Regions from separate parts of the Homo sapiens genome. Here region 1 is linked to region 2. The links are chromatin contacts, found by Hi-C in ENCODE. All regions are on one chromosome and are shown on one strand. Each heading gives the region's core, a stretch centred on a gene start or an enhancer-like site at or near the end of the contact. The rest is flanking DNA. Distances are from core to core; before and after follow the strand shown.

Region 1 (2,700 bases), core at 51-2,550, 260 kb before region 2:
CTGAGGCGGGTGGATCAGGAAGTCAGGAGATGGAGACCATCCTGGCTAACACAGAGAAACCCCGTCTCTACTAAATATACAAAAAATTAGCCGGGTATGGTGGCGGGCGCCCGTAGTCCCAGCTACTCCAGAGGCTAAGGAAGGAGAATGGCGTGAACCTGGAGGCGGAGCTTGCAGTGAGCCAAGATCGCGCCACTGCACTCCAGCCTGGGCAACAGAGCGAGACTCTGTCTCAAAAAAAAAAAAAAAAAAAAAAAAAAAAATTATTATATGGTCCATCAATTCCCCTGCTAGATTGAAAAGCAGAGACTTAAACAGGTATTTGTCTACCCATGTTCACAGCAGCTTGACTCACAGTACTCTGAAGATGGAAGCAACCCAATGGTCCATCAGCAGACGAGTGGAAGAACAAAATGTGATGTGTATATACCTACAATGGAACACCGTTCAGCCTTAAGAAGAAAAGGAATTTGTCTGGGTGCAGTGGCTCATGCCTGTAATCCCAGAACTTTGGGAGGCAGAAGCAGGTGGATCACCTGAGGTCCAGAGTTCAAGACTAGCCTGGCTAACATGGTGAAACCTCATCTCTACTTTTAGTATTTTTAATTTTTAATACAAAAACTATCTGGGCGTAGTGGTGGGCGCCTGTAATCCCAGCTACTCCAGAGGTCAAGGGAGGAGAATCGCTTGAACCTGGGAGGCGGAGATTGCATGAGCCGAGATCGCACCATTGCACTCCAGCCTGGGCAACAAAAGCAAAACTCCATTTCAAAAAAAAAAAAAAAAGAAAGAAAGAAAGAAAGAAAGAAAAGAAAAGGAATTTTCACACATGCTACAACATGGAGCCCATAACCTTGAGGACATTACGCTAAGTGAATATACCAGTTGCAAAAAGACAAATGCTGTGTGATTCTGCTTACATGAGGTGCCTAGAGTGTCAAAATTATAGAGACAGAAAGTAGAACAGTTGCTGTCTCATTGGGGAAGTGGCTGAGGGAAGTGGAGAACAGAGAGTTGGTTAGTTTTTAACAGGCAGAGAGTTTCAGTGTTGCAAAATGAGAAGTATTCTGGAGGTGGATGGTGGTGATGGTTGTACAATGATGTGAAAGCCCTGAATACCTCTGACATACTTAGAAACCGTTAAGATGGTACATTTTATATTTTTATAATTTCTTTTTAAAAAAAGCTCATCGCTGATACAAAGTATAAAACATCTCTCCCAATACATGCACAAGAAATGACACATGCAGAGTTCATGGACAATTTCCTACGAGGCAAGGGAAGTAAGGCCTGCCCTCTAAATCTGCCTTAGCGTGTGAGCCCACAGCTTTCTGCTGTGGGTTCTGACATTTCTCATCACACCAAGCGTCAGTCCTCTCAGACCCAGATCTGAAAGCGGGGGCTGAAACCTGTGTTACTGCCTTAGCTGTCATCTCCATGGCTGTGTGGGATCCCAGAGCCACAGCCTTCCGTCCTGGCACTGTGTTGATTTTTAAGGCCTTTTCTTTGAGATTTGGGACATTATTGTTTCCTCTTTCCCAGCTCCCCCCTATCAAGCTAGAGCCCTGACCATTAGGCACTCTGGCCAGACCCAGGCTCTCCCTTGGGCTGGGTCACACGCTGTGGTTGGGGAGTTTCTTCTGCAACGAAGGCCTCCCTGGACCCCTGACTCACCACGCATGTGGCCAACCACACCTCTGAGGGCCTGGAGCCCAGACCCTCCAGTGGCAGGGGGTATTGGGTCCATCCACGGAGAGAACCCCTGATGGAAGAGGCGCCTCCCTCCTGGGCCATCCACACTGACAATGCAGCTGCTCCCTGCCCCCACCTCCTCCTCCACTCTCCGCAGGTGTTGGTCCTGCGCACCTCACTAAACTTGCTCAGAGGCAGGTTCCTCAGAGGCTGCTCCACGCATCCAGGACCGGAGGCCTCACCAGGGATCCCTTCTCAGATCCTTACCCTCCCTGCCATCTCTCTTCTGCTCAGGTCCACAGTGGGTCCGTGGCCATGATGACTATGGAGCTTCTCTACTTCAACTTGAATTTGCCCTTCCTTCAACCACTCTGTGTATTTCTACACCAGCATGACACCTTCCCCCCTGCCCCTGCCAGACAGAAAGCTTCAGCTGTAAGGGCAGTGAGGACCAAGACACTCTTGCCTTGTCCGCACCTCTTCACAGGCTCCTTCTTCCCACAGAGGAAGGCTTGGCCCCCACTGAGAGACGCTCCCTTAGGGAACAGGTGCTGTTCTATTTCCATGCCGCATTTGCCCTCACCTTCCCTGGGCCTGGGCTCGGTAGCAAAAGACCACAGAGAGAAATTCCAAAACTGAGAATAAAAACTATAACAGGAAATATTTTTAAACAAATTGTATTTTACCACATCTACATACATACACACAATAACAGAATTACATACTAGATAGATGATAGATACATAGATAGATGATAGATAGATAGATGATAGATAGTAGACACATACATAGGTAATAGATATATAGATACATATATACATAGATGATAGACAGATGATAGATGGATAGATAGATGATGGATGGATAGATAGACAGATGATAGATAATAGATGGATGGATAGATAGCTACATAGATACATACGTAGATAATAGATACACAGATATATGGATGATAGATACATATATACATACATGTATAGATGATACATGATAGATAGATAGATAGAT
Region 2 (2,700 bases), core at 174-2,673:
GGTGAGGTTGCAGTCAGGCATGACTGCACCACTGCACTCCAGCCTGAGCAACAGAGTGAGACCCTGTCTCAAAAAAAAAAAAAAAATTGTTAACTAAATTAAAAATAGTAAACAGGGTTTATGACAGATGTAGAAATAAGATACATGAAATCATTTGCACAAAGTGGAGGAAGGAGTTGGAACTATCTAATGTCATAAATGCAAACTACTAAGGAATGATAATATTCTGAAATTGTCAGTTTTTTTTAGGCAAAGTAATAATTTCAGATCAGTTGCTAGTATCAATGAACTATCAATGTTTGAAATGTTTTCAGTATAAGTAGTTCAAGGGTCAGTATGAAACTTAAATTTCGAGGGAAAAAAACTAACATCATTTAATTCTGTGGTTTTCAGATTTAGCTAATATCAGAATCACCTGGAAGAGTTTGTTAAGCAAAGTTTCTGAGCTTTCTGGGCACTATCCCTGAAAAGTCTGATGTCACACATCTCCTGGAGGTAACGCCTCTCTGTTTAACAAGCAGCCTCTGCAGCCAACAGGTTTTGCTTCTCTGGGGAGGAAGTTGACCTCAGCTGCAGTGACCTTCCTGGAGAATTAAACAGAGGGGTGCAGATCCTTACACATGGCCCTCTACCAGGATGACGACCTCCCTCTAGAACAGGAGATACTAGTTTTACTGGTTAATGGCAGAGCCGAGTCAGGGGAGGCCAGAACCAGGCAGAAGTAACTTGAGTTTTCAGCTCTGGAGAGACTGCAGCCTTGGTCAAAGCCAAGAAAATCCCCGTCCTTGCGTTATTGAAGTGGTCAGTGTGAAGAAACAAGAACTCCCCAGACACTGGATCTCTTTGATTGATCTAAAGACCTTTCACTCCAGGCACATGGGGCCCATGAAAACTGTGGGCCCAGCAGCATATCACACCAGCCTCTTGGTGTGGTGCTCTCTGTGGTTCAGAATAGGAGCCTCTCGGGTCACTGTAGGACCCCACCGGCCCCTTTCCTCCAGACATAGGCCACAGATCAGCAATGTATTTTAAGCGACCCCGTTGGCGTTGGGCCATGTGTGTGGCATCTCTGTGGCAGCAGGTGGCCACATGCTCCTGAGTCTCAGACTGGAGGTGAATAGGGCAGCAGAAGAAGTCACCAGTGTTGAGCCAAGTCACAAAGAATAGGGCCAGTGGCAAGGGTGATGAATGGGTCAAGGGGATTGTAGTCAAGGAGCTGTGGGCCAGGGCTGGGCTCCATGCAGGATTGTGCCTGGGGGACCATCGTGGGAAATGGCTTCCTTTGAGCTCCTCAAATGGAAGCAAGAGTCAGCCTGGTTTTCTTCCCTCCAGGGAGCAACACAGAAAGGATTTTCTTTCTTCCACACAAGAGGAAGTTTTTAGGCTCTGCCAAGTAACCAAAGTAATAGAAACTGTGATGTCTCCAGAACTAGCCTCCAACTTCCTCCAGGTGGCAGGAAGGGGAGCAGCCACCTCGCCTCTGTGGCTGCTTTGTTTTTCCCTTCTTTTCTTGTTCCTCCATAGCCTACTTCCTCCATTTTGGGGTTCCTGTATGTAAAGTACTCATTGACCCAGAGATTGTATCTCAAAACCTTGTACCCAAAGGAGCAATTTTCCTGTGAACGTTCCCAAGACAGCGTTCCCAAAAGGTGTTACCAGCCTCAAGTCAGCAATCATAGTGTGGAACGGCGGTTTAGTTGTTGAGTGGAATCTCTTAGCAATCTTCCGACAAGCTGGATCAATCAAGTGAAGCTAGATTTCTATTGTTGATTTTGTTGTTTGTATGTTCTCATGACTTAGGCATGACCTATGTGCCTCTCCTCCTCCAGCTCTCCAATTTTCGCCATCCACTGTGTGTCAGACTCAGGCCTTTGAGGTGCCTGCATCTCTATATACCACACATGAGGCAGGTAGGGCTCAGAAAGATTAACAACTTTACACACATCACCCCATTAGGAAGTAGTAGGGTCAAGAGTCGAGATTCAAATGCTGATATAATTCCCAAGTCTGTGCTCTTAACCAGCAATATCATCTTCAAGTTCAGCAAAGAGTGTTTTGTGTTTCTCTATCCAAATGATGCCCATCTACTCTGTACCATCTATGAGCGTACACCATCTATACTCTCATATCCTCACGTGCCCATTTTTCCTGTAATTCCACTTCTTAGGCTTGTTCCCTTTAATACTATAACCAAGCGAGGGAATTTCCACTTTAAAAGGGAATTTGAAAGAGTAGAGTCTCATGTGACTTCCATTCATTTCCCTGACCTGTAGTTGTCCAAGGGACAGAGGGCGTCTTTGCATGTTCAGTCAGTCTAAACAGCTTTATTTGGCAAGATGTTTACCAGTTTCCATGGTCTTTGGCAAGATGTAAACATGGGCAGAGGGTCCCGAGTAAGAAGAAGTTGGAAAGGAAGTTGCCTGGCCACCGATGAGGCTTCGCGTAACTGTTCCACATAAAGGTCGTCTACTGTTTTTTTTTTCTCTTTCAAGTTAAACCTCTTCCCCTTTTTAGATGACAAGTCACAAAGCTGATCTACCCCAGATTGTGGCAACCTCACCCTATCTATACATCAGCTAAAGGCTGATCGAAGATCAGGTCTAAAGATTGTTGCAAAAAATGAGATAAGCTTTTAAAAAACCCCAGATTCTTTAATTTTGTATGTCAGTCATCAAGTCTTCATTCACACGCTCACTCAGC

The links. A loop is a pair of places that touch in the nucleus more often than their neighbours do. Pooled maps may share reads with other maps.
Region 1: a map with no recorded cell type shows a loop between it and region 2 (8-fold over the local background). The contact joins two enhancer-like sites. A Hi-C loop is called at or near these places in 1 of 168 maps with a recorded cell type or tissue (GM12878), 9 of 37 single-sample maps with no recorded cell type and 6 of 50 pooled maps.

The regions. Positions count from the first base shown.
Region 1 is chr6:166,829,356-166,832,055 of GRCh38, forward strand. It overlaps a transcript of RPS6KA2 not described here. Among named protein-coding and RNA genes, the nearest start is that of RPS6KA2-AS1, 73 kb to the right of the region's middle. Within about 2 kb of position 1,301, at least 2 of the 41 ENCODE cell types and tissues checked have a DNase peak (open chromatin) inside an H3K27ac peak, as active enhancers do.
Region 2 is chr6:167,088,913-167,091,612 of GRCh38, forward strand. No RefSeq gene overlaps it. Among named protein-coding and RNA genes, the nearest start is that of CCR6, 33 kb to the right of the region's middle. Within about 2 kb of position 1,424, at least 5 of the 41 ENCODE cell types and tissues checked have a DNase peak (open chromatin) inside an H3K27ac peak, as active enhancers do.